Linked DNA regions of Mus musculus: all the other regions are linked to region 3. Evidence: chromatin loops called from intact Hi-C (ENCODE). Cell type or tissue: left cerebral cortex. All regions are shown on one strand. Region 1 overlaps Macrod2 (mono-ADP ribosylhydrolase 2). Region 2 overlaps Macrod2 (mono-ADP ribosylhydrolase 2). Region 3 holds the start of Flrt3 (fibronectin leucine rich transmembrane protein 3). Region 4 overlaps Macrod2 (mono-ADP ribosylhydrolase 2). Region 5 overlaps Macrod2 (mono-ADP ribosylhydrolase 2). Region 6 overlaps Macrod2 (mono-ADP ribosylhydrolase 2). Region 7 overlaps Macrod2 (mono-ADP ribosylhydrolase 2).

Region 1 (4,000 bases), 730 kb before region 3:
TGGATCACTGGCAAAAAGATACTACTGCATTGTTGTATGTTTTATGTTGATATGGGAAAAAATAGCTTATCAGACGGAAGAAACGTACTGTGAGGATGATGGAGTCTGTTCCTATAACTTAGGTCTTTACCCTAAGTCTTCATTATCTTCTCTCAGCTTGTCCCAGTAATCATCCTGACCGCAGCCTCATGTGTTCAACGTAATTTATCAAACTGAAGGGTAATTTAATTTTGGTCTCTTCTTTCTTATATAAGACTTTACTCAGGTTAGTATCGAAACTTATAGTACAGGACACTCAACAAGCCCTTGGCAAAAGTTAGCTAGGTCGTGAGTAGGGGAAGCAAGAAGGAAAAAACGCATACCTATCTCATTTGTTCACGTGGAACAACCTACAGATCTGAAGTCCTTTCTGGTCCCTCTGGCCACTGCTACTCAGGGGGATGAGCATGACAAACCCTGAGCACAGGGTTTACTCTCTGGAAGAAACTGAGATGGCATTGGTTAGAAGATTCACTCGTTGCCTAAGGCCACTAAAATGCCATTTTGCCATTCTTGGAGTTCAGAATGACTATTTATTACACACCAATATAATGCTGAGCAAGTCATATGTCCCTGGTATGCTGTCCATACAATTTCTTCCCTTGCTCAGCCAATGTGTTGACACAGCCAGAGGCCCTGCCTCAGTTCCCCAATCTTGCAAATTTCTCTGCACAGAATGAGTTTGCTTTTGTTGAATGTATTGTTCACACTAAGGTCTTTAGGGGGGGGGGGGTTGAAATATTTAATTTAAATGACTGGTCAATTTTTCTAAATGATGTACTTTTCCAATTTTTCCAAGAAAAGTAGGTCAACATCTGACTTTTTGGTGCACATTTAGCAGGCAACTGTGCACACATTTATGCAAATACCCAGTCATTTGGGCTCATAGCATTTTGCACTAAGCTTTCCTTAAAATTCATTCTCTTTGTTCAGCTGCTTTCCCTAATCCCCACCTTAGCATTGTGAATTCTGCCATTTATTTCACAGTCTCTGCCCCTACAAATGACTTAGTCCATTTTGTTCACAGTCTTTTTTTTTCTTTCTTTCTTTCTTTCTTTCTTTCTTTCTTTCTTTTTTTTTTTTTTTTTTTGTATAACCAGGTAAAGAAAACTTGCAACTTGCTCTGCTCTCTCCAGCTTTCCCCATCTTCCATGTTAAACTCTACCAGTAACTCTTTTAAAGTGACTAATAAGAACATCTACATCCTGCCCAGCTGCTTTAACAGTAGATAGCTAGGTAATTAAAGTCTTCTCTCCCTACAGTGTGTTTCGGTCTTCCTTCCTGAGGGACTCTTGGATTTGTGAAGCCAGTGTTCTATTCACCTGCATTAAAGTGGGCAGGAGACTGGCCATAGAAGTCCTCACTAGGACCTTCCTAGAATTCAACACTTCTGCTTTGTAAAATCTCAGTGTGATTTACACCAGATGCCAGCAAGCTTTCAGTGTGAAGGGCAAGATCATAAATATTTTAGACTTTGTGAACCAGATGGTGTCTGTCACAACTAGTCAATTCTCCTGTTCTAGGATTCAAACAGCCATAGATAATATGTAAATGAATGAGTGGTGTGACTTCATGGGCAAAGAAGGCTCTGAGATGAACGTGACTCACAGGCAGAGCAGCAGTTGACTGACCACTTACCTATGCAGCTACCTTCCTTGCTAAACTCCACTGCGACACAGAGAACTCTGGGCTATGAGTTCTCCTGCTCACTAGCTGTGTGGTCTGAAGTAGGTGTTTGGTATCGGCATTTGGTTTGCATGACCAATATTGATGAACATAGAAGAGACAGAAAAACAACAAAGAATTGTTTCCCTCAGGAATGTGAGGACCTGTGCAAATATTTTGCGTGGAAAAATATATCATCTCAATTGTCTTTCGTAGAATTTCATGGGCTCAAATATAAATAGAATTAATGTGGTCACTATGAGAAAAGACACCCAACACAATTAATTGATAGAACCATTGAAGCTCCAAATTAGAGTGCTCAGGATAAATTGTAGTTGTAAGGGCTTCTTCTAGTATCTAGAACAATGACAGCAAAATGAAGCATGGCCAGAAAAGCTGTCAATAGACACAGAGCAAGAATACTGAGGTATTGTATCACATAAATAGGCAATGAATAGGAAAGCCAGGCGCAGTGAAGCATACCTGTGAAACTAGCACTTAAGAAAGTCATGAATGCCAGACAAGTATGATACATTGCAAGATGCTATCTAAAAGAAAAAGAGAGGGAGATGGAGGAAAGGAAATGCACAGTGTACTAAACAAAAACAAAATAGAAGCAGTAGACACACTGCTTGACAAAATACCCCATAAGTTATTGAGGTCCATGCAGGCATTCTTCCTTATCCTGGTGATATTTTCAGATGCCGATAAAGAGAATGTAACAATGAAAACAATAACCATAAATCCCAGCATCAACCTACTTTGAACCAAGGATTACTGTATGCAATCTTGATTCTAAGGGCATGGTGATATCACCAATCAAGACACTGCTAGGTAGATAATACAGTGAAGCAACATACCAAAGTGTCACAGAACTAAGAAATAAGGGGATAGGATTAAATCCCAAGAATAAGCAGAATGTATTTGTTCGTGCTCATTTGTTACCTATTGACCTCTGCTCTCCTACACTTCTCCACTTCTACAATTCAAAAAGCAAAATCTCCATAAAAAATAAAAACAAATATCTCATTTCAGTGGCAGAAAAACTGAGATGAATTTAACTCAAGTGCTTGGGAGCCTGGATGTAAGAATGTTAGCTGGGCAGTGGTGGCCCACGCCTTTATTCCCAGAACTCAGGAGGCAGAGGCAGAGGCAGATGGATTTCTGAGTTTGAAGCTAGGCTGGTCTACAGAGTGAGTTCCAGGACCATTGGAGTTGCACAGAAAAACCCTGTCTTAAAACAAACAAACAAACAAACAAACAATGTCTACAAAGTTTCCATTCTCTCCTTAAGTTGAATAAACAGGTCTTAAGTCAATAAAACCACAATTCCAGGAAGCACTGTCAGAGGGATACATTGCTAGGGTACACACTGTGTTGCCTTATTCCCAGGGTCACAGTTCTGGCTGAAAACTCTGTTGGAAGCAATCATGGAGGAAGGAGTGGGGAACAATCACTCATGGAGGAAGGCATGTTGCATGTTCAAGAAACTATGAATCCTTAAGAATCATGTATTACTTGAAGGTTTTTAAAAATGGAAATGAAAGCTTTCCCACTCCAGCAGCTGTCCTACCGTGTCTTTGCAAACCCACCTGTTGTGAATGAGAGGATCTTGACAACAAATGATGTTTTCTTTCTCTAACCACCAACTGCTTACATGTCAGTTCTGCTTTCTCAAACGAAATTACTTTTTTGAAAAATAGAATTGCATCTTTTTGTGACTTCCTAAAAAGAAATATTGCTCCAAAGCTTAAATATAATTCATTTCATATGTGTTTGTTTTTAAGGTCACCAAGCAGAAAGCAGGTTAGGGAGGGTAGAGGTCAGAAGGTAAATGTTTTCATAAAATGCCAGGATAAGAGTACAAGCCTAGGAAAGGTTTCAGGCTTTAACACTTGTTAGAAACAAAAGTCAAAACCATCTTTAAATGTTATAGATCATAAAACAAGCACAAAAACACCTGTATATAAGAGGCTATATACAAGTGTGCAATTCTATGTATTATGTGCATAGAAATCTGTGTTAAACAACACATAGTGTGTACATTATAAAACATGATATTTAATATATTTTGTTTTCTAAAATGTGATGTTTCACATGAATGTTACCTGTGGTTAAATGGTCAACGTCACTGCTTTTCCTTGTATCCAATGACTCGAATAGGGTAAGCAGAGATATTTGTGAAGAGGCAGTCCACAGAAAGACTGAAAATCTTTGCTGGCTATTCATCTGACAGGAGATTAACATCCAGAATATATAAAGAATTCAAAATTAAATATCAAAAAGGCAATCAGTG
Region 2 (4,000 bases), 1.4 Mb before region 3:
GGTTCCTGAGACCAACAGAGCCAGCCTTCTCTTACTGGTCTTCAGATAAAGATGAAGAACTCTCAGCTCCTCCTGCACCATGCCTGCCTGGACACTGTCATGCTCCTGTCTTGATGACAATTGACTGAACTTCTGAACCTGTATAAACAGCCCCAATTAAATGTTGTCTTTATAAGCGTTGCCTTGGTCATAGTGTCTATTCATAGCAGGATTGAACTTCTGAACCTGTATAAACAGCCCCAATTAAATGTTGTCTTTATAAGCGTTGCCTTGGTCATGGTGTCTATTCATAGCAGGAAACCCTAACAAGGACAGAAGAGAACATGAGGTACTTCTCTTCTAAGTGCTATTTCTTTGGAAACAATTGGAAACTAAATTGTTTGGGAAGACCGACTGTGGAGTGATTGCATATGACTGGGACAGGCTCTCTGTGGTGGCACTCCAGCTTTAGTTGGATCATCTTTGAAACAGGCACCCAATACTCTCTTGCTCTAAACTTGTCTCCATATTTCTTTCATTTTTTGTTTAGTGTCATGGTTGAGGCTCTCATGGCTTGTAAGAAAAGAAAGTGTGGATCTATTTTTATGATGCATATTCCTGGGTTGGCTAAAATAGGCCTCCTTGCCTTTCTCCCCTCAACTGATCAGCTAATTGGAGCTATTTGTGTTTATTTCTTATGCAAATAAAATAATTACCTTAATTATCTACCGAGATAAACTCTTCCCTTTTTTGCATTGATGATGTTTCTGAGTAACAATTTGACTTATTTCGGAAAGAGCATGTCATAAAAGTTCAATTTTTACCTAATAATTACAAGTAATAAATTTAGTTGTTATAGATGTTTGATTATTTCAGTATAATTTCTTTTTAGGATCCATTTAGATTCATCTTTCTATATTTAGCAGTTATTTCCCTTTCATTTTTTTCCAGTAATGTTCTTGCTATCCTTGTTTGTGTGTGCATGCATTTGTGGTACGTATATGTACGCACAGGTGTATGCACCTGTGTATGCCTGTATGGGGGGGGGGGTGGCAAAGTTAACACAGATGCCTTCCTTATTTACAAGTATGCTCTCTAACTGAATCTCGAGTTTCTCCATTTTGGCTAAGAGCTAGCCTGGTCATACTCAGATCCCCTTTTTATTCCTTCCTGAGGGCTGAGATTATAGGCTCCTTTCATGCCTATTTGTGTTTTCATCCCTTCCAGCCCAGAAGCCTTCCTACCCCCCTCTCCCTGCACTCTCCTGTGAGGATGATTGGTCCCACTGCAGGGTGAGAAGATGCTTGTTGTCACTTGAGCAAGGCCTGGTTTTACCACTACAGTGGTTTACACAAAGTGGGCTGCTTTTGCCAATCCGGAAAAAGCTTTAGCAGCAAGCACTGGGCTGGAAAGATGGGTGCTTACTGAGCTATGCCTGTCTCAGCTGTTCAGGAAGCTGCTCTACTAAACATAGCAGAATCCCCACCCCCCCTCCAAAGCCAGTCCCAGCTGGCAAAGCCCACCTGGCTCTCCTTTGGCAACCTCTTTGCCTGAATGATTGAGTGGCAGCCGAGAAAGCCCTCCAAGAATGGGGGGCCTGTGGCCAAGTCCTTCATTTCTCTAGCTTCATTGAACAGCTCTGGATCATTTTGCAAAGCCGTGACACTCCTCAAGATAACTCAATCCAAAGGACCAGCCAGATAACGACCCCACAGTCCTTTTTGATTCCACGAGTGTCTGAGTGTAAGTTCCAGGAAGCCGGGTTTGATCAGCTTACGGGGATCTTTGTGGATCACAGGGCTTTCTCGGAGGGACAGGGATCTGTTCCCTGCTTGTTCGGTGAGCACAACACTTGCATTATTATTTGCACATTTCTGAAGCTTTACCGAGGCAAAAAAACCCCTTCAGTCTCCCTCTTGGGGGAGGCAGCTTTCCTTTACAGCAAGAGATGTGGCACTTTCCTAATATAAACGTGCATACAAGGTTTGTAATATAAAACTCCTGCAGGCTTTCCTTGATGTCTCCCTTCTGGCTTAAACTGCTGGGTGTGACTAGTTTAGAAGCTGTCAAAATGACATAAAACAGTTATTAAAACCACTGGCTGCCTCACTGCCAGAGGGCAATATTGTTCCATAAATAGTCTGCACTGCAATAGTGCTCGGAGCAAGGCGAAGCCATCAACCTTAAGGCGGGAGGCATTTGTAGCACAAGGTAAAAATGCAAGCACATGTGGAGTCCCACACATGAATAAACGGACCCATTTTTTTCTTCAGCTGCAATTTGGGCAAATAGGTACAAGTGAAACACCGGTACTCAGTATCTATTTGAGCACCTAAGTGAACATGTAATTGCACAATGAGCCTTTCACAGAAACTCAATTAAACATGTAAATTATTGTCTAATGTCCCCAGCAGCCAAAGAATATTTTCCAAGTCTGTAGTCATTATCCTCTATCATGCATTTGTGCATCAAAGTACACATTTCTATAATTAAATGACAATTATTTTTACTTCTCTCCCATTAGTAATATTTAAAGTCACAAGTATTCTTCTCTTTGGTGCTTGAATATATTAAGTTTTTAGAGGAAGTACCCATTAAGGAATTAGTGGGTGTCCATAGGGGCAAACTTTTAGTATCCATATCTTTGGAATGGTAAACCAAATAAAATGATCCTTTAAAGAACAGAATTATATGAATGAGTTATTCTGAAATATTTTTGAGGAAGTCCCTATAGCATATTCTTGGAGATGAATGCTGATAACTTTAATGAAATATTAACAACCTTGAAGGTTAACACTAAATAATTATTTGCTTCCTTAAAAAGATAACTATCTATCTCGGGAAACTGGAGGCGGTTGTTTCTTTTGTATAGTTTATGACATTGGTTGTGAAAAGGTAATGACAATATTTGGAATCCCTCTGTGGGTCAGGATGACCAATGAACAAGAATTGGGGACTTGGCTGGCTTTGCATCAGTGCTTCCTGGACGTTCATGTGAGGGGTGCTGATCCTTAATCTCGCAGTGTTAGGAGGTAGGACTAAGGTAATTCGGCTAAGATGTGCCTTGATATTGGGGTTACAGTGATGAGATTTTCATCTCCACCAAAAGAGCCACAGAGATGTCAGCTCCCTTCCTCTCTTTTTCTCCATTTGAGGACACAATGAGATTGAAATGATGAATTAGGAACCTGCCAGGAAAAGAATTTGCTGCCATTTTGACCATGGACTTCCAGCATCCAAAATACATGGACAAAAATTTGTCTGTTGGGGCTGGTGAGATGGCTCAGTGGGTAAGAGCACCCGACTGCTCTTCCAAAGGTCCGAAGTTCAAATCCCAGCAACCACATGGTGGCTCACAACCACCCGTAATGAGATCTGATGCCCTCTTCTGGTGCGTCTGAAGACAGCTACAGTGTACTTACATATAATAAATAAATAAATCTTTAAAAAAAAAATTTGTCTGTTGATCAGGTAGCCTACTCTCTGATATTCGTTACAGCATCAGGAGTTGACTAAGACATGCATACAAATATTTTCTAGAGTAGAATTCACTATTATTTGGACAAATTTTTGATCATTCCAAAAGAATTTAAGTAATCAACCACCCAAGTAGTCAAGATAGGAAAAAGAATCTTCTGTGCTATGGGGCAGTAGGATCGTGACTTCTAGGTGGGAAAAAGAATGCAGTAGAGTTGGGAAACGGTCAGCCAAGTATGTGTGAGTGAGTGCCCTCAGCAAATGTGGTGGAACTGAAGCTCCAAAATAATTGTTCTGATTCTTCTGGAAGGGATCTATCCCTGGTTCCACACCAAGACTTGCACTAGTCAGTTTATGCTAGAGAGGCTCCAATGATGCAAGACATACAGGTTCATAGAGGATGCTCCCTTCACTATGTTATGGTTCAATTTTATTCTTAAAATGCTTATGCTTGGGTGAGGGGTTGTTTTGGTTACATTCTGAAATCCTGAATGACTTCAAAACTCAAAGCAATCTAATCGATTTCTCAGTTATTGGCTTAGAA
Region 3 (4,000 bases):
AAGGCTTTCAGGCAGCTGAATGGAGACAGATCTGATTAAATATGGATATAAGCCCACAGGAATTTGGTCAGGCAAATTTTTCCTTTTAAAATAGAATCAACTCTCATCTGAAAATGGTTTCTAGAAAGAATTATTTCAAACAATAATTTAATCCAGGTGTTTGATTTTCAGTAACTGAAATCACTCCTATCCTTTCCTGAGAGGTTATCAGTTACACCTACTTTTTCCATCAAAAATCTACGGCCACCTCTCAGTTTAACCTGCACTACTGAAGACTTCTGAGAAATTGGCTTTTCAATAGATGTTAACATGCTAAAGTCCTACTTTCATTCAGTGGGCCATTCCTCAGAAGTCAGCAAGAGAGCAAGCATAGAACAATAGGTGTCGGAACATCTCTTATCGAGGGGTCACCTTCCACTCCTGAGAGCACCCATTCTCAGAGGGGAGTTCTAAAGGTCAAACAGCTGCCAAACTCAAGTTAGGAACCACGTGAAGCTAACGGAGAGAATAGCCATGTACTCCTAAGACAGACAACTAGCCTTCAGAGACAAACAGACCATTTCCTAGAAAGGATAAAGTCATGAGCTTGTTAGAATCAAGCAAAGAAAGAAGGGAAAGGAGATTGCTATTTGGGTAAATATAGAAACAAGATTCGTCACTTAAATTCACTTACTTAGGAGAAAACTTACAAGTCCAAATAACAGAAAACTGATGATAAAATTATACCTGGAAATTAAAGTCTTGGAATCCTGTTAATTAGGCAGAGAAATCTTAGTGTCTTGCAACTGTCACTATTTATTCATGTACGCAAATTAAAATGATTTAAACCTGGAAGAACCATTTCTAACAGATATTTTAAGATATTGATGACTGCAGCCATGCTCGTGGCAGCAAAAACCATAATAATAATAATAAAAAAGAATGTAGTTAGGCTCAACCCTTTTAATTTTAGGGAAGACTGATAAATATGAGTGATTGTATCTTCCTAGTTCTGAAGTAGAGGTATACCCTTATGCACACATGTAGGTGGTCTCTCTAGTAGTACATAAAACAGTCTTCATTATGTGAAAATGCATGTGGAAAAAAAAACCTTTCTACTTCCCAATAAGACTGCTTTCTTCAATATTTTTCACTGTTCTTCCATTTTCTCCCTTCTCCTAAGTAAATCACCATTTGACCCTGCTTTCTCATTTGCCAAATCAATATTAGTTGGGATTGCCATCCTCTGTTCTCCACAGTTACGATTTTAATGTAATAAAAATAATCTGACTTTTGTTAACTTATTTTTGGTACAGATGGCTTGAGCATCAGACACCTGTTTCTCTATTGTGATCTTATAAATATTCTCCTAGCGTGCTTGTGTTTTTCTGAGTGTGCTATCACTACCTTGCAGTAGTAAACTTTAGGGAGCGCGGAGATTCCAGAGTTGCTGCCTACAAACCAAATGGCATCTCAGCTTTGGCAAACTGAAAGGCTCATTTCGGCTTCTCTCACCCCCTCTAGCGTTGGCAAAGCTCATCTGTCTGATTATCCAGTTACCTCACTGAACAAGAGCTGGGCTAAGTCCTGCCCACCTATGACATCACCCCCTTCCTCAACCACTGCGAGGTGAAGCTTTAAACTTCAGACTTGGAGGTGGGCTGCGCGCAGTCAACTGGATGCTCTCGCGCGCAGTCCTCAGCGCAGGAGTGATCTGAAGCAGGACCGCTCAGGCTGCAGCTGCCGTGGCTTTGTGTGCACTGGATGCCGCGCTCCGGAGACGGGGGAGGGTTTTTACTTCAACTCACAGGCAATGGAATTACAGCTGTAGCAGCAGGGTATAAAGGATTGCTTTTTCCTCGTCTTCCTGGTAAGTGTTTTCCATGCTTTTTCTCATAATTGTCCCAGAAACTTCGCTTGCTCTTACTCTCTAGAAGGAAATGACTAGCTTGGTTCCATGAGGGATCCAAGTAGCCACGTTTGCTCTGTCAGCAGGACGGGTCAAAGATGTGCGTGCAAGCCAGCTCTAGGGAAAGTCTTACAAAATAGCCGAATGTTATAAGTTTCTTACAGACTTAAATCATTTTTAAAAATAATAAATAGCTCCTCTCTGTTTCAAGCAATTTCTATCCGCGCAGAGCTTCACGGAAAACTGCAGTTGGAAAGTTGAGTGTTTGAGATAGGAGAGGCAGATTTTTCTCGGCTACAAAAGCGAAAGGTCGCTAACTTGGTGTGTACTGTATGTGTGGTATGATCACCTATCGCTGTTTCTATAACTGTGAAAGAAATCAATAACCCCTCAGCCCATGAGTACGCAGTACATGAAAAGCATACATCTTGCTCGCCGCCAGCAAAGCTGCGCTGGGAGACTGGGATGCCTCTGTAGAGGATTAACAGCTACACCTAGATTTGAAAGCTTGCACTGCTTATCCGGCCCCAGCTCCTTCAGGCATTCCGGGCTCGGGAATCTCAACTAGTAAATCCAACTCAGAATCTCCGGGCCAAACCATATTCCCAGTCCAGGAGACTGTCAAAGCCTATCGCTTGGGCGAGTGTAGAATGTGACTAGCATAGTAACTGGGTAGTCCACTCAGAAAAACTAACAAAGCTCACCCTGGAAGCCGTGCTTGATGTATGCAGTGAGGGGAACAGGGGAGGGAAGCCTCATCAAATGGCAAAGGCAGAGTGTCCCTTCACTTGCAACACACAGTGAAAAATATTGTATTGATACAAATGCGTTAGACCACAAAGCTTCCAAAAGGTATTTAAGTGTATCTAATTAAAAAAAATGTTTTTCAGTAAATTATGTCTGAAACAAAATGGTTGCATAAAGGTAAAGAGTGCAACAGGCCCATCTTTTCTCAACATTGGGAGCGGGTTTATTACTTATTTAGAATGAAAAGGAGATGGAAAATGTTGGTGTTTTCCAAATTACAAAATCAAATGGTTTTTAATAATTATTTTGATTGTTCTCAATAAATCTATGCTTCAAAATGCACATATTTGCTGTGTTATTGGGATGAAACAACATGGTCAAAGCCATGAAAAGTGCTTCAGCTGTGGCTATTCCTTTATTCATCCTTAACTGTGTAAGAATACCCTAACCAGTATAAACAGAAGGATGAACCTGTCAGCTCCCAGGCTACGATCACTTAGGCTTGACTCAGAGTGACAGGTGACTGACACCCATCTCTTTGGAAATGAGCAAAGAAGGTAATTCTTTTAAAGTGCCATAACATATTATTATCACTACAAATATCAACAAGCATAATGGTATGACTGTGCAAAGGCTGGTTATCACTTAGCTTCACGTATATGTGTATGCATATATATATATACTTATCAGCCTAAAATGAGGAAAAGGGTTAAAAATGTCATTACATGTGTTCAACTAAAGAACAAGAAATACCAGTTTATTGTTTTACTAGAAAACTCCCAAGGGTGAGAAACTATATTAGCAAATGAATAAACACAGTGAATTCATTAATAGGGTATTCTAATAGTGGCATCAATCAGTTATTAATTGGGCTCTTTTTTTTTCTCTGCATACCCTTTTGAAAATCGATTCTGGTTAGGTTCAAAATGCCCAATTAAACAATTCCTGAATCTGATGTTTATGAGATAACAGCAAATAAAGGTGTTTTTTTTAAAACAAAAATTACAAAACAAAACAGGAAATTTGTCATAACTAAATGTGGCAGCTAATAGAAGCTATGTTTCTTTTGCTTTCAAGTGTTAATTAAGGAGCCTCCGATTCTATCAAAACTTTTTCAGAGCTAAATGAAGCGGTGTGAAATAAATTTGGTTGAAATCTTGTGGCTGTCAGACTTTGTTAGTGAGCTATTAATTATCTTTACCCCAGTTTCTTCTCTGGCTATATTGCCCAATCAAATAGAAACTCCAATTATACTCAGAGGCTCCTGCCTAGGGACAGAAGACCCTAATGAACAGTCAGTCCCTCCAGATGAAAAATACAATTATCAGTTTGAAACAGGCAAGCACAAGCAATGCAGATTCTCCC
Region 4 (4,000 bases), 340 kb before region 3:
TGTACAGCTTGTCACATTGGTAACATTAACCATCCCAGTATATATGCTTGTATGTTTTTCGGATCTAAAATTCTAAATATTCAAGGAATTATATCAGAAGAAAAACTTTATAAAGAAAATGCAAGCACCATATTCCATATTAAGTTTTAACATTTAAAGAATGTAGACATATCTAAACTGGTATGAGAACACCAAATAGTGCCACATGTAATGTTTGTATGTAACTGTGTGCCCATGTGCTTGCTTATGTGCTCATGAATTACCAAATGCTCCCTTAAATTATTTCTAATTTACAAGGCTTAAATGATTCTTTTTAAGAAAAAATAATTCAAGGAGAAAGAAAATTCACTTCCTTCAGGGTGACTCTCACACTTAGGATGTAGAATGTCTAATCCCAGGTGATCACTCCTGGCCACACATACATATAAGCACTATTAACATATATGCCTATATTTGTAATAATAATTAAAGAAGAGACCATACATTTGCAAAGGAGAACATAGGAGGTTATGGAAGGAAGGAGGATGAAATTATTTAAATAAAGTATTTGTGTAAAAGGTTCTCAAAAAATTAAATGTAAAAAAGAAAGAAAGAAAGAAAGAAAGAAAGAAAGAGAGAGAGGAGAGAGAAAGAAAGAGAGAGAGAGGGAGGGAGGGAGGGAGGAAGGAAGGAAGGAAGGAAGGAAGGAAGGAAGGAAGGAAGGAAGGAAGGAAGGACGGAAGGATCAGTTTGCAGAATGAAATCTATAGGAGAAACATGGTCATCATCAAACATTCAGTGGAAATCCAGTCTCTATGTCCCTAAGCCAAGATGGGTGCTGGTTGGATGTCAGAGGAGACTACCCCACCCCTGCCCATTAACATCCTCAGAGACTCTCAAAGGTACCCTGCTGCAAGGCTGGCACCAAAGAGAGGCACACTCCCAGAAATGGAAAACAACTTTGGTATCCCCATTAGTCAAGTCCCAGTAGCCAGGTCGGAAGCACACATTCTGTGGCATCAACCAAGCCAACTTCAGAATAGACTCATTTGTTCCCTAGGCCTCTGACACCCAGGATTCTGCCTCAGAGTGCTGGCTGACTGTCTGCCACAGACAGTTCTCTCAGAGTTTCCTGCATAAGAGGGTTTTGATGCATATACTGACCCATGAACATTAGGGTACAGAAAAGCAGAGGACCAGAATAGGTGGCAGCAGCAGGGGAGAGTGGTTTCTCTAGGTCAGTAAAGAAAAATTCTGTTGATGCTTCAGGTTCTTGGAACAGATTTTGGAAAGGACAAAGCACTGCTTTAGAGACACCTGCCACTTATGGAAATGTCTATTTTCTTCCATCCACAGAAGAACCTTTCTTGCTTCATCTGAAATGCTTGTAGGAGAAGTTAAAATGAGCCACGTGCACTTTCCTTCAGAAAGGAGCCCTATATTTAACACAGCACACACCCCCAACACCTCAAAAAATTTTTTTGAGGAAAGCTGTGTGTATCATGTGGGCTTATGAAATAAAAAAAAAAATACAAACTTCCTCATCCTAGAAAAATTTGCAATGTAATTTACAGCCTAAATGAGGAAGCCCTGCATAATACACTTGGCAAGAATTTTAATGAGTGGACTGGCAAGTCTGGATGCAATTCTTCTGGTCTTCTTCAGACATGTCAGGGTTTCTTTACTTTCAGTAGCAGACACTGTGTGTGTGTGTGTGTGTGTGTGTGTGTGTGTGTGTGTGTATTTAGGAGACATTTTGCTCTCTACATGAGTTCTAACCAATGAGATAAGCTAAAAGAGGAGAGAGCACTCCTGACATGACAATAGTTTCAACTGCAGAGAATGAATGTTGGCAAGATCTAGACACTGTCCCTGTGCGGCAAGGCAACCCAGATTTACAATATGATAAGGAATTCCAGACACCCATCTTCTCTAAGCAGTTAGATCCCTTCCTTCAGGTATTGCTCCCACTCAGCTTTGCGAGTGAAGATCACAATCCTGGCCCCTGTCAGAAGCTTCCTGGCAGGATTGTTGTTGTTTTCTCAGTATGAAAACAACAAAGAAACAATCCAGTAGCCTTAATTCCTGAGCAGCCTGACAGGCGTTCAAACAAGTTGAAACTCAGGTCACATAAGCAGACCCCAAACTGGCCATCACAGAAAGAGTTATAAGGCGATGAGAAGCTCCGGGGAACCTATTAAATCCAGCATCCCTGTCAGTGTGAAACAGGAGCAGTCTTGCCTTCTCAGTTCCACTGTTTAAAGAGCCCACTAAGAAGACACTTCATCCCTCTGCCATCTGCGCAGCACTGTAGTAATTAGTATCTTCCATGCCACAGGGCACCTCACGGAGTGAAATATTAAGAGAAGACTCGACCGGTTGTGACACATCAATGAAACAGGATTAGTTCCATGTAGCCTTTTGCTTAAAGAGAGAAAATAAAAATATTTCAGTGTTCTTAAGTTTACAAGTAAAGCGAAGTCTAGAAACACAGATGTTGTTTTAAAATATTCTTCAGTGACTCAGAGCTTCAGAAGGTAAAACAGGAGCAAAGCAGGACAATTCACACTAAGCTCTGTTATGCAGGCATCAGGCAGCAAGGGACAGAGAAACCCCCCAACTCTCTGTATACTTCCAGGCTCAGAGTGCTAGAAATTGGATCTGTTTAGGCAGACTACATTTTATTCTTTACACAATAATACACCTCTGCTACTTAGTAGTGAAGAATTTCTAAACATCATAACGTGCTGTGAAAAGGGTTCTTTTGAGGTTTTGCCTATTGTAAGTTCTGGAAAACCACAACACAGTGTGAATGCCTTTTGGCAAGTCACTGTACCATCAGTAGGGACAAAGTATATTAGGCAGGCTCCCAGCTCTTAAGGCCTCAAACTGGAAAGCAAAGGCAAACAGAGTTCATAGCTTGCTTTAACTTTTGCCCTGTATAAAAGGACTCTGGGTTGGCTTTTCTTAATTTTTTTGTTTGTGTGTTTACCTGTTTTTTAAAATAATGTTTAGCTAGGACGTTCTGGAGAATCTGATGACTCCATCTCAAAAAAAGTTTCTGTGAGAAAACAAAAGTCAAAAGATGGGTACATGTTTGAGAAAGACAGAAAAATATCCAATATACTAATTTTAGGGTATAAAAATCCCAATGTGATTGAAATTCAGTAAAAATAACTTGATATAATGGCAAATCCAGGAGACTTAAATGACATAAGATCAATAGGACAATTAGACATTGCCTAGAAAGTGAAAATATAGAACTAGATGGAAATAGGAAAAAAAGACAATTATTATGAATCTTGTCTAGTCCTTTGATGTACATATTAAGAAACACAGTAGTAAGTCAAGGCATGGCGCACTCTGCTTTTAAAGAGCCACTTCCTGAATCTCTGAAGTCTTCTCTGCCTCATCTCTCTTCGTCCATACTGCAGTTTAGGAAAGGACAGTGCTCTTGAAGCCTTACATAGATAGTCCTTTCCTCCTTCCAACCCATTCATCCATCTAGTCATGGAGATCAGTAAGGCTTTATTCATCAAGTTAGTCTTTTACTACCTCTTGTGGTTATCCTTTACAAAACCAAGAACTGAAGGCATCTGTCATGTGCCAAGTACTGCTAAGACCGGCAGGTAGGGATACGGTGATACAGGCATTAACATCAGGAGGGATAACGCAGGCAGCTAACAGTCTTCCTCTTAGAGCCAGCATGTTGCTGTGTTTCTCTATTCCACTGGGCTCAGCAGAACTTCTCACCTACTTGAAATCCTGATGCTGTCCATGTGGGACTTCTCCGAATTATTTTAGGTGCCATTTGTTATTCATTTGACCTTATGGAGGTTTTGAGCAAATCAATCAATCAATCAATCAATCAATCACAGGTTCTAGAGTCAAATAGAATAGGTAGCTGAATTCCTTGGACATCATTACTGTTTGTAGTACTAGGAAAACTGTTTAGACCTTTGAGGCTTGGTTTTCTTATCTATAAAGTGCAAAAATTCCCTGATATTATCTCGAGATAGTC
Region 5 (4,000 bases), 720 kb before region 3:
ATGTAGACCTTAAGACATGATATCTCTCTCTCTCTCTCTCTCTCTCTCTCTCTCACACACACACACACACACACACACACACACACACACACACAAACACACTCCTCAGTCATTTTCATCAGCTTGTAACATGTCCATTCACAGGTGGGAAGATTACTATCAAATGTGTATTCTTTTCTGTGGGTTCATTTACAATGGAAAAAGCAATTGCCATATAAGAGACACCAAATCCTAATATTTTACAGGAAAGAGAAAACTCTGTAATGGGTAAAGCAAAGAAATAGAATCTGCCCCCCTCCAGTCCACCTGTGGGGAATCTTTTAAAATTTCTTCCTTTAGCCTTTTTCTTCCCCCTCTCAAAAGATGTAGTCAAACAGTATTGTTAGGGGATTAAGGAAAAGTCATTTCCAACCTCAGGGCTTTTTTTCTTTATTCTAAGTGGGAGCAGACATGTTAACAGTGGCTCTGGGACTCATGTCATCTCTGCTAATGAATGCCCATTCGTTTCTACAAGACTCTGATCTGGAGAAGGTTCCTGGTAAATCAACTCTTTGAAAGGCTTCTAATATGTATCTGCCTATAAAGCACAGGGATGAAGAACAAAGAAAACCTTCCCAACTATCCATTTCTTTCTTCTACTGGTGAATACTTGGGAAGCCATCTGTTCAGTGACAGATTGCAGCCATGATGACAGTCTGCAATGTGGTGGTCTGGGCTGGTTAACTATGCTCTGTGGTCAGTGGTCTGCTTTCATGTTTACAGGGATTTCTTTCATTTTTAATGCATGCTGTATGACTAAGATTAAGTATTTTATTTGTGTATGCATGTGCATGTTTATGAGTCCACATGTGTATGCCAGTGAGCATGCACATATGTATGTGTGTATGTATAAGTCAGAGGACAAACTCGGGTGTCATTCTCAGGAACATTGTCCACTTCCTTGGAGACAGAATGTCTCATTGGCCAAGAGCTTGTCAGTTAGGCTAGACTTACTGGCCAATGAGCACCAACAATCCTCCTGCCTCTGCCTAGCCAGAACTGAGATCAGGACCATATGCCTCCATGCCAGGCAATTTTACCTGGGTGATGGGGATCATACTCAGGTCTTCATAATGGTGGTGGAAGCACTTACTAAACTATCCCTGAAGCCACATGATGAAGTAATGAGTCTTAATACAATGGCTGTTGGAAGAACGAGAGGGTGGGTACAGGCATGTAGTCCCAGCACTGAAGAGATCAATGCAGAAAGATTGTAAGTTCAAGGCTACACTGAGCTACACACTAAGATTACTTCACACACACACACACACACACACACACACACACACACACACACACACAAAGCCAAAAAAAATTCTGGAAACTCTTAGGACATGAATGGATATCATTGCATGTATTAGTCTTTCCAAACAACTCTAACAAGGACTATAAAAGGGATAGACTTGTTTTGGACACACACACACAGAGAGAGAGAGGGGGGGAGGGAGGGAGAGAGAGGGGGAGTTGGGAGAGAGGGGGGAGAGAGGGGGGAGAGAGAGAGGGGGGGAGGGAGAGAGAGAGAGAGAGAGAGAGATCCATCCATCTCCAGACTTAAAGCCTAAATTAAATTACCATCAACTTCAGAGTTCAGCAAGGCCTCACTCACTGCCCATGTGGCCCTCCCTGTGGATATAGTAAAGAGAAAATATCTTTCAGTCCCTTCTTTGCTCTTCTTACAGTAGCAGTAAAGCCATCAAGGGAGTCAGTCCTACTCTCATAACTTGTGGGATCCTGTTATCACCCAAAGGCCCCAGCTGCAAATACTATCACTATGGGGATTACAGCTCCAACACATGAATGTTGAAGGGACTAAAAATCCAATCTTTACTAACATACAACTTGCCAACTTAAAGATTTTTTTGGCTGTTAAGTTAACATTTGTTTGGCTTACAAGCACCAAAAGGAATCTTCAATGGGTCTATAAATGTCATACATTAAAACATGTTTCAGATCAGATACATGTTACATGGGCTTTGAGAATAAAGATCTAGATAAAGTTGGGCAGATACTTTTTTGGTGGGTGCTATGTCAAAGCAATTGATTCTCTATAGCTTAACATTACAGACCTCAGAAATTCTCTGAGGACAGTCACTGGTTACTCTGTTTTTAATGTAGCCTATGTAATGTCCTTAGGAGAAATCTTCCTGAAGATGGCAGCCTTTCACTTCCAGGCTTGGGTTCATGCTGTTCCCTCTCCTGGATACTCTTTGGTTTTCCCTCCTAGTAAAAACTATCTACTCACACTTAGATCTCAGGTCTCTGTTTATATGTCACCTCAATTATGTCTCGTCTGTGTTCCAATCATCATTGTTCCACCATCATTGGAGCTGGTTTCATTGTGGCCACTCAGTTAATTGTTGTCTTTGTAGATTTAAGCTTAGGAGAACACAGATTTCCTTATCCACAGCTGTACATGGTCCTAAGCTGGGAGCCAAGAACAAACTCAGACCTCAGAGTATATAGCTCACTATGGAGGTAAGTCATATCATAGATATCCAAAAGAAGGCTTAAACAGCCAGAGCAACCTAACATCAAGCCTTGAAGATCCTTTAAATGTGGAAGACCTAGCATGCTAAGGGGTCTGTCCTTCCATTTCAGAATGACACGCAGCTAGAGCAAGAGAGACAGACAAAAGGAACACTGGAAGAGAACAGCCAAGAAGCCAAGCCCTAGTCCAAGCTAAGGTTCCAGTCCTAGAGAGCCAGGCACACTATTTCTCTATAGTTCCATGCAGGAGCTTCCATATAATTTGTAGAATGAAATGAAGATGCTTGTTTGAATTCTATTTCGAATCCCAAAGTGTGAGAAATAGACAATTTTAAAAAGCATTTTCTACCATCCCTTCTAAGCCTGTGTGACTCAGGGCTGTAAAACTTTATTCTTTATTTGTCTCTTTATTCTTCACCATGCCTACATCTCAAGAAGGTCTAAACTCTGCTACGCAACAGGGTTTAATTTACTTCCTCTAAACTGTATCTCTCTAGAACTTGGAGGCTCTGTAATATGAAATTCTATTAGAAAATCTTTCAGAACTACCAACCCCAGGTTCTTATGAACCTTTGTACAAATACCCGTGTGCAACACAAAATATTCAATGTGTTCCTTAGTGCACATTCTCTCACAGGAAAAAAAAAACAACTTGGTACTAAAATGATGCTTCCCAAATATACCCATCATTAACCTTCATGAGAAACCAGTTATGTGTCTGCCTATAGGTATCAAGCTTAAGGAATTTTGCTGTTACTGTGAGCTTGCATAGCCACTTGACCTCTTCCTTTCAAACACTATTATTCAACACCTGATTATTCATATAACATACTGGTAATGTTCTATATGTTGATTTTTTTAAACCAAGTTTAACTGTTCCCTATAACCCTGGGAAGTAGTATTCCCATTTTTTAATTGTGACATCTTTTATGGGTATTACTTTTATAACACTTTTCATTAATCTTCCCTACCAGTGACTGGGGCATCTTGCAAATAATTGACTTATCATATCCAAAAGAAATTTGCTCCACTATGTTAATGGTAATAGAACAGAAGAAACACTTAGAAGAGAAGAATGGAACTAGATGCCAAGACAAATACAGTCTTGGTATTTGGTAATATGCTCACAAAATATCTGACATCTGTTGCTATAAGCACTGCCTGTTGTTTGAAGATACTCATCTTTTCCTCTTATCATGCATGCTACATGACGTTTGGCCTAAATATGGCAATATCGGACATCATTCACACTCTGGCAATGCCAAAACTAAATTTTGCATATTATTTTTTAATGTTGATGCATAGTTTGATTTAATGTCTCCAAGACAAGTGTCAAAGTGATTTTTGACAGACAATTGAGTCTTCTAAATGTAAGTCAATATGTTAAACAATTATCATTGAACTTATGGTCAATATTTTAAAATAATGATGAGATGCCAAGAGAAAAGAAACTGGAATAATGCATTCTTACTGA
Region 6 (4,000 bases), 1.6 Mb before region 3:
ATGGGATTGGTACCATGACAACTTGAGTATCAAATTTCACAGATGCTTATATCTTCATATGTGTGTTTTTACATAACCGGATCAGCCATCCTGTATGGGTTCAACAACTCTCAATGACGTTACCACCCAATACAACATGAAGGCTATGTGAATTGTTGTACTGTTTAGTTTAGAGACTAATGATAACAAGGAAAGTGTCCAAATCTGTTCAGTAGAGATATCATTTCTCTCTTTAGTGGAATTTGAAGCTTCAGAACCTGGGGATATGGAAAGCATCTATAATTTGCAATCAGTGAAACTATACAGCTTTAGGCAGAAACAGCCAAAGCTGAGTTTGTGTATAATTAGGGCATAGGAATCGGTCTTTCCTTTAGGCTCACAATGTCTTTCAGTAGAAAACACTTAGAACTTACTGGATCTAGGCATGAGGTTCTCAAATATCACCCTGGCCCGGAAGCCTCGGGCAGGCATCTGACAGGGCACATTGCTCAATTCTGCTTTAGCAGCTCTAGGGGTGGGATCTGGACCTTTGAGCATCTAAATCTTCCCAGGCGATAGTCCAAGGTTGTTAGCGGTGGGGCACCACACCGTGAGAACCACTGGGTTTCTTGTATTTAACTAGTAAAAATAGAAGCTACGCTATGCTGCGGTTTTCATTCATCAAATATGGCCACAGGCAGCCAGCTCAAGTTCATGACTAGATTGCTCCCTCTTCACCTTCTGAAGCTTTGTAGCCATGAGTTGGGTAGTCACTTGAGAATATAGAATTATTTACTAGAAAAGGTTGTTTTCTAAAATAAGATTAATATGTAAAATTCCTCTTTTCCTCAAAATTTTGCTTAAAAAGTCTTAATTGTATTACTCTTGCTTGAGATATGTTTAAAACCTTTGAGCGAAACATCTCGGAGCTTCTGCTTTTCAGAGACTGTGTTGGGAATTCTGGACTCAAGACTGATCAGGGTAGAAAAACTCTTCCAGAAGCCTACTGAGGAGACACGTGAGTGGCCCAGAACCTCTGCTATGATTGCCAAACAGTATGCTGGATGAAGGAAGGATGGCAGTACATGCTCATCGGGTGAGCAGCCAGTTCCAGTCATGAGCAGCCAGTGAAACCTCAGTGGAGGTATTGGTTCACCCTGCAAAACCATTTGTCCTTGAGCAAAATTTCCTGAGCATCTAGTCTCTACCATAATGTCTCTGTTAACACTGTGACAGCCACTGGCCACACACAGCTATTTGACATTTGAAATGTGCTAGTCCAAACTGAGATGTCCTGTAAATATAAAATACACACCAGATACTGAGGACAATGTGTTGCAGTGACATTTTAGATGCACACATTTAGATGACATTTGAATTCTACAAAGTAGAAATGAATTTCAGTCAGGTGCCCTCAGACTTATAATCCTCCTGCCTGAGCCATCCCAAGGCTAGGATTAAGGAGGTATGTCTATGATTTCTTTAGTTTTTAAAATGGCTTTTCAAAACGTAAAAATGACATATGCATTTGTGAGTCACACTATATTTCCAGCTTTTAGAATTGCTTGAATTACAGCTGGTGAGGGGAGGAGCACAGAGCTGAGAGTCCAGATGGGTATTGTCTCTCAAGCTGTCTTTCCCTTGTTTCTCTCTTCTAATTTCTGTGGACACCAGTGACTTCTCGCTATGAAAGTGAGGCAGGAGGTTTTGTTCTGTTTTGTCCCTGAACTCTAAGGGAACCTCGTCTTCTTGCCGATCTTGAACTGGGGTATGGTAGCAATTCAATACCTATAGGCAGCCTAGTCTATGGGATAGTAGTAGTTCAGTGAAGAACCATAGCCAAGCATGCATGCACCTTGAAGATGCGTGCATGTTTTGTTCCAGTGTCTACCAGAGGACTGGGAGCCAGCTGTCCCCACAAGGTCTTTGCACCTATTTTGTATTCCTTTCCTTCCCCAATCTCAATGCACTCTCTCCCTCCTGGAGCATCCTGGGATCAGTGCTTGTCTCTGAATTCTAGCCTGAGAGTGTGCTTTAGGTAGATCTGATCAAAGGACCTTTTAAACTGACTAACTACACAAACACACTAGTCCCAATCATGCTAAGTGCTGATGACGAGAAATGAAGACTGCTAATTGACTCTTTGCAAGATCATCTGAGGGCTTCCCCAGAGACGTGGTGTTTAAGCTGAGGATCCTAAAACTGATCAGTAAAACTTAATAAGACCAAAAGGGACGGATCATGATCCAGGTGGAGTAAAGAACACCTGAGAGAGGCTTCATATGGGAATACTTTGACATTTTTGAAGATTTGAGAGGAGTCTGTGGGGTTGGGATACAGATAGCAAGTGCCACACAGGGCCCTAAGTGAGAGAGATTCAGACTAGAGGAGGAAGGTCGTGGGGGGTGGACAGAGGGAGTATTCCATGGCTGTAGGGAACAAAACCTTAAGATCATATATGCTTGCAGATGGACAGAAATTCAGCACAGTTGGAAGACGGACCACAGAGGACGTGAATCAGGCAGGAGTAAGGTCAGGTGAATAAGTTGCCATTTAGATGGAACTTCACATCCTTTGGTGGGAGGGTAGCAAGGAGCAAGGGAAGGATTCTCTTTCACAGGATAGCTATGCAGAGTATGCATTGAACAAGGTGGGGAGAAAAGGCAGCTGACTACAGCTCCACTGGATTTGATTAAAATCTGTCAGAGGAGAGGTGACAGAGAGATATTCCAGGGACAGAATCAGTAGCTTTGGTAAGCACTTAAATGAAATACGCAAGAGAGATGATAACAACGTCTATGGGAAAATTCTCCCTCAACAGTTGTTACAACTTTATCATACAGCTGTAACTGTTTTGTTTTACTGGTGGGGAAGTAACATTGCCAGTTCAGCAGCAGATCAGGTCTTCCACAGCAAGCATGGAGTAGACACTGTTGCATGCTCTGATTGATCACCATATTATATCACTTTGCATTCTACCCCAGCAGTAGCCTGAGAAACCAGAGGCAGGGTGCTTGAAAACAAAAGGGTGACAGATTGGTTAACATAACCATGAAATAACTCATAGGTATATTTTAGTAGGAAGAGTGAATAGATGCCAAGAAAGAAAACTTAGTAAGGAGCTAAGGAGAAGATGGGGGGTTGGGGGTGGAGTCATGTGTTAAATGTTAAAGCACTCGTGGTGTAAGCATGAGGATTTGAGCTTGGAAACCAAGCACCTTCATAGTAAAAAGCTGGGTGTGGTTGTGCATCTCTGTAATCCCTGGGTTGAGAGGCAGAGATGGGAGAGCCTTTACGGCGTCAATGGTCAGTCAATCTAGTCAGTCTGCAAGCTATACCTTCAGTTAGAGATGTTGTCTCACAAGGTAAGGAGAAGAATGGGAGAAGAGGTGCCTCTATCTGTACGTACATGTGTCTCCATGTATATGTACACGTGTACATGTGTCTCCATGTGTATGTATATGTGTACATGTGCCTCCATCTGTATGTACATGTATACATGTGTCTCCATGTGTATGTACATGTGTACATGTGCCTCCATCTGTATGCACATGTGTATATGTGCCTCCATGTATATGTACGTGTATATATGTACCCCTACCACATCTATACACACATACATATCACACACACACTAAAAATAAGTAATGTGACACTTGACATACAATCTTTAACCAAGTGAAGCATGCAGGCGACAGTCATTTTTGTATGGTTCTGCTACTTGCAGATATTCCTTGTTAGATTTCTATTTTTTCCTTTGGTGACCTTGTCAGAGTTGTACATTTTGACTGATGGTTTGAGACAGTTGGTTCCAATATCTGTTCTCTTTCTGTCGCAAATAGGAATATATCCTATTGTTATCCCCTGGGCTCTGCCTCAGCAAAACGGACAACAGAATACATTCTGTGATTTTTTTTCAGGGCGATTACGACTCTCTTCCACATCTCTAAGGCCTCACAATTTTTTCCCTATCAAGCTGTCTTTAAAAATCAGCTGTCATTTTGGTTTAGTATAAATTACG
Region 7 (4,000 bases), 1.6 Mb before region 3:
GAAATAGAAGAGGCCCCCCACATAAAGAGGTGCATTTGTACTCGTCTCTTCTCCCAGGATTTGCTAGAGGTAAAAACAACACTGAAGTAAATAATATTCACTCTGGTGCTGGAAGCATTTCTCCTTTTGCTGGCCATCTCCAAAGATGCCAAACACGTTTTACTTCAATCTTCTTTCCGGCTCTGAATCAAGTGACATTCTCAGTGTAAGGAGCTTGGCTGATTTTCTATGCCTTTTATGTTTTCGTTAGATATGTGCTTTCAAAAATTTTATTTTCATTTATCTTGTATATGGTGGTCTAACACATCAATGCGTAATTTTTTTTTTTGTCCTGAATTCATTACGCTGATCAACTGTAGAACTCTGAAAAACATAACTAAATGGGCGGCTGCATTGGAGGCTGGCTACTTGCAACTAATTATTTTTTTGTCTTAAAATTTGTGAATTCATGGGCAGAGAAAATGTACTCCCAAGGGCAAGTAAAGGCCTGATTTTATAATTAATTTTGGGGAGATCTCCAAAAACACTTTTGTGAAAAGAGCAATGTAGATCATTACCTTATCTGAAGATACAGGAATGGAATATAAAATGTAGTTATATACAGAGGACTGAAAATAAGAAGCTAGCAATATGAAGTACAAATGATCATAAGGCCTTTTGTCCAGGAGCAGCAGCTAACTCCCTTCTGTGTGGACACAATATGTCTTGTTACTTGTTTGACCAAGGGGTTAAGGTAGAAATGATGTCTTGAGCCTTCTGAGCTGCCTCAGAGTGACAGTTCTTGCTTTCTCCTTTGGGAAAGGGAGCCATAACTGCAATGCAGTTCAGACTAGACTACCCTGGACAGAGAGGGCCATGGGACCAAGCTGTGAGGAAGCAAGACCCATTAGGGAGACAGTGTTGCATCTTCTAGTCCATCCCAGCTGCTTGTAGGATGCAGAGTTGCCACCTTAGCCAATGTCCCAGAGCAGAAAGACTGCCGTGCCCTCTCCATCCCTGGCCCACAAGTAGGCCTAAGTTACCAACACTTATGATCTTACTGTGTTTTCAGTGCCACCCCTTGGTGCTGCTCATTCTTTTCTGGTTTGGTTTGATTTGAGCTTTGAGACAGGGTTTCACTCTGTGTCCAGTCTGGCCTTGACCTTGCAGTTTTCACGATTGTATCTCCTGAGTGCTGGGAAGGTAGGCATGGGCTGTTTTGCTACCTGTTCTTCATGCAAAAGCAGACGTATGAGAATCCTCCCCGAGGGCGGGGAGGGGGGCTTGACTAGCAGAGATAAAACAACAACCCTAGAACTTGGAGAGACCCATTACCAAGATACTCTGAAAGCAATCCACCGGACAGCATCCACTGTGAACAAGACTGCAGTCAATTAATACCTGAGTATGTACAGGATCTACTCCGTTTGTTCAGCTTGCGGAGAACAGAGCAATTTTGAATATGAGAAGCTAGGGACTTCTCGGTGTGTCTTTAAATCCACTGCAGTAAGTGACATATTTAACAGCACCACACAGCACCTGCTGTTGAGAATCTTCATGAGGATGACAGCACTGATTTTTGTTCTTGGGAGGAAATAGCCATCACGGTTGTTCTTGTTCCCTTAATAAGGCCAAGCTGGTTCGAGAACACGTGCCAAAAATTTAGCCAATTATTTCTTCCCTTCCTCCCTACCAAATGGACTGAACAAGCAGGAGAAGATCTGCCAGCTTTCCTCGAACAGACAGACTTCATAATGTAGATTTCACAAAAGGTCTGAAGTCTGTAGGTGACAGGCTGCCTTTAAAATTAGTCTGGTTCCTATGTCCCTTCTAGTGTGACTACGACAGAGACAGAGAGGATCCTTAACTGGAGAATACAGTCAGAGAAGGAAACAAGTCTTAGGAATGTAAGGAACTGTTTCTGGCAGTTAAAAAGAAATTCACATTCAGATGCCCAGATGCAGTGCTCTTATACAGGGGTTTACTCAGCAGCTCACCCAGGATTTCCTCTGCCTTCCCATGCAGGTCATAGATCTCCCTAACAAACATCCCAGGGGCACGTTTTTCTTCCCTATTTTGAGTTTCAGCTGTAATTTTCTACGTGAGTATTTCTGCTCTTGGGAAGCCAGCTTAGGAATCACTTCGCATGTTTATCTTGGAAGAAAGGTATTCTAGAAGTAGGCTGGGTTTGCCACTTGAGTAGCATGCCCTCAGCTGTAAAGGTACGTTTTCAATTTCAGAGACAATTCACGCTCAAATCCAGCAGGGGGCGCCAATGCAGAAGACTTGCTCTCAAAGCCCACCGTGCACTCTTGGGCAATTAGATTAGCATGCATTTCACTGTCTTTTAGAAGGACATTCTGGCTGCGTTCTATCTTTCCATCCATTTTAAATGCTTCCACCGAGTGAGTTCTTACTGAAAAAGTGGGCCTCTGCCGGTGTATGCGTGGGGTGGAGGTGGAGGGAGAGGAAGACACCACACGGACTCTCATTACCCGGTTACCAATAAGTGTTTGGTAAGGAGCAGCTCAATCTGTCTATCTTCACAGGAAACATATAAAGAATAAAAAGTTAAGTGGGGTAGGGCATATAAACTTGTGGTTTCTAGAAGGGACTTTAAAAGGGTTACAATAAATGTGAAGCAATACCTACCTACAGGGAAGCACTGGGCTATTTTGTTAGCTGAAAAATAAATGTCCCACAGAAGCTAGAGTTTCCCAGCTACTGCACATGTAGGAACATCTATCCACTTGTGATAATACACTTCCATGGCTTTTGTGTAGTGTGTGATGTGGCGTTTTATTTTCCCACCCTAAAAAGCAGAATAACCAGCAAGAATTTTTCTGTTGTCTCCTTCCCGGTGTTTTTAGTATTATTTCTGACCATCTATCTTTTAAACCATATTTATTAAGCATGTGCTATTTGCAAGAACACATTCCATGAAGTTTACATGAATAATATGAGAGTTTTTGCCTGCAGAATAAATTCATTCTCAAAGAAGGGATCTGTCACCGCTGGGCTGTGACAGGAATTCTGTGCGTGTTTAATTCTCTATTGAGAGAGATGGCAAGGCGGAATCCCAGCATTATGGCCTGAAGGTGTTATCTTGATATTTTTACTTCTTTCCACAGCTATGCATAGAAACGGAAATAGGGAAGGGAAATCAATCAGGGTAAGTCCCTGGCTACTGCTGGGCCAGCGGGCTGACGTGTACTGATCGCTGGCACGCTGTTACCTTTTCTTACTCTGGTCTCCGGAATTTTAGACACAAGCAAATCAGTTCAGATACAGCAGTTCACAGATTAAATTCTTGGTCTACGGTATAACTGTTTGTCAGTGTCCTCCGTCGGAGAGTAGGAAGCTCACGTCCCTGACGTTGGACTTAGCTGCTTGACCTGGACAATTAAAGACAAGTGGATAAGACCAGCAGTACTTCAATGTGCTGCAGAGCTGGACATGTGTCTTGTGCTTCCACCGTCTGCCATGGGGAAGAAGACGCTTTGTCAGGTGCTGGTTGACGGAGGACAAGAAGTAGGTAGAACAGCCTTCGACCCAGAGTAGAGTGAGGACAAGATTAAGGAATTCACATCTCAAAATGGAACCACCTAGCCGATCCTAGCCAATCTAGTTGATCAGGTGACCAACCTACAACCTGCAGACTCAGGTTCCCATGAGCATGAGAAAAACCAAAACCAAAACCAAAAACCTTCTTGTAAGTAACTAGAAGTCAGGAGAACTTTTGGCATTATTATTGATGAAAGTAACTGATAATAGTTGAGTAATATATATGGTATGTTTTTCTGTTATTTCTTACTAAGTGTTGACACTTTTGTGTATATTGTAGGTACTTGTATATAGTCCTACTTGTATGCACAGGTGTGTGTGTGTGTGTGATATGTAGTAAATCTGTACATGGATGTGCAGATAAGGGTACCCATGAAGGTGGTCAGAGCTAGAAGAGGATTCCAGGCGTCCTGCTATATCACTCTTTGTCTTAGTCCCCTGATGTAATGTCTCTCAC

Evidence for each region. Hi-C counts contacts between places; a loop is a spot of excess contacts. Peaks named below come from ENCODE experiments on the same cell type or tissue, not always from the same donor. Only the 100,000 strongest peaks of a DNase experiment are listed, where the experiment ranks them.
Region 1: a loop joins it to region 3, with 2.5 times the contacts of the local background. A loop is called at or near these places in 7 of 42 quality-filtered maps.
Region 2: it touches region 3 in a loop (6-fold over the local background); 5 of 42 quality-filtered maps call a loop at or near these places.
Region 4: it touches region 3 in a loop (5-fold over the local background); 2 of 42 quality-filtered maps call a loop at or near these places.
Region 5: a loop joins it to region 3, with 6 times the contacts of the local background. A loop is called at or near these places in 7 of 42 quality-filtered maps.
Region 6: it touches region 3 in a loop (9-fold over the local background); 13 of 42 quality-filtered maps call a loop at or near these places.
Region 7: a loop joins it to region 3, with 7 times the contacts of the local background. A loop is called at or near these places in 13 of 42 quality-filtered maps.

Annotation. Positions count from the first base shown.
Region 1 is chr2:141,403,496-141,407,495 of GRCm38, reverse strand. All of the region lies in intron 5 of Macrod2 (mono-ADP ribosylhydrolase 2), which reads right to left. Among named protein-coding and RNA genes, the nearest start is that of Gm25583, 230 kb to the left of the region's middle. In left cerebral cortex, no CTCF peak of the experiment used is centred here; no DNase peak of the experiment used is centred here.
Region 2 is chr2:142,056,153-142,060,152 of GRCm38, reverse strand. The region is part of intron 8 of Macrod2 (mono-ADP ribosylhydrolase 2); the gene reads right to left. Among named protein-coding and RNA genes, the nearest start is that of Gm25583, 420 kb to the right of the region's middle. In left cerebral cortex, a CTCF peak has its summit at 2,067; DNase peaks (open chromatin) are centred at 1,481 and 1,774.
Region 3 is chr2:140,669,095-140,673,094 of GRCm38, reverse strand. All of the region lies in intron 3 of Macrod2 (mono-ADP ribosylhydrolase 2), which reads right to left. It overlaps Flrt3 (fibronectin leucine rich transmembrane protein 3), which reads left to right and starts at 1,619. Exons shown (of 3, transcript NM_178382.4): 1 at 1,619-1,849. In left cerebral cortex, CTCF peaks have their summits at 1,501 and 2,375; DNase peaks (open chromatin) are centred at 1,556, 2,469 and 3,075; H3K4me3 peaks cover 2,640 bases; H3K27ac peaks cover 2,369 bases.
Region 4 is chr2:141,006,158-141,010,157 of GRCm38, reverse strand. All of the region lies in intron 4 of Macrod2 (mono-ADP ribosylhydrolase 2), which reads right to left. Among named protein-coding and RNA genes, the nearest start is that of Flrt3, 340 kb to the right of the region's middle. In left cerebral cortex, no CTCF peak of the experiment used is centred here; DNase peaks (open chromatin) are centred at 1,453, 2,288 and 2,491; H3K27ac peaks cover 273 bases.
Region 5 is chr2:141,393,201-141,397,200 of GRCm38, reverse strand. All of the region lies in intron 5 of Macrod2 (mono-ADP ribosylhydrolase 2), which reads right to left. Among named protein-coding and RNA genes, the nearest start is that of Gm25583, 250 kb to the left of the region's middle. In left cerebral cortex, a CTCF peak has its summit at 2,198; a DNase peak (open chromatin) is centred at 2,203.
Region 6 is chr2:142,241,261-142,245,260 of GRCm38, reverse strand. All of the region lies in intron 11 of Macrod2 (mono-ADP ribosylhydrolase 2), which reads right to left. Among named protein-coding and RNA genes, the nearest start is that of Gm25583, 600 kb to the right of the region's middle. In left cerebral cortex, no CTCF peak of the experiment used is centred here; DNase peaks (open chromatin) are centred at 1,035, 1,288, 1,533 and 1,863.
Region 7 is chr2:142,252,375-142,256,374 of GRCm38, reverse strand. All of the region lies in intron 11 of Macrod2 (mono-ADP ribosylhydrolase 2), which reads right to left. Among named protein-coding and RNA genes, the nearest start is that of Gm25583, 610 kb to the right of the region's middle. In left cerebral cortex, a CTCF peak has its summit at 2,242 (motif pointing right); DNase peaks (open chromatin) are centred at 1,623 and 2,257; H3K4me3 peaks cover 283 bases; H3K27ac peaks cover 943 bases.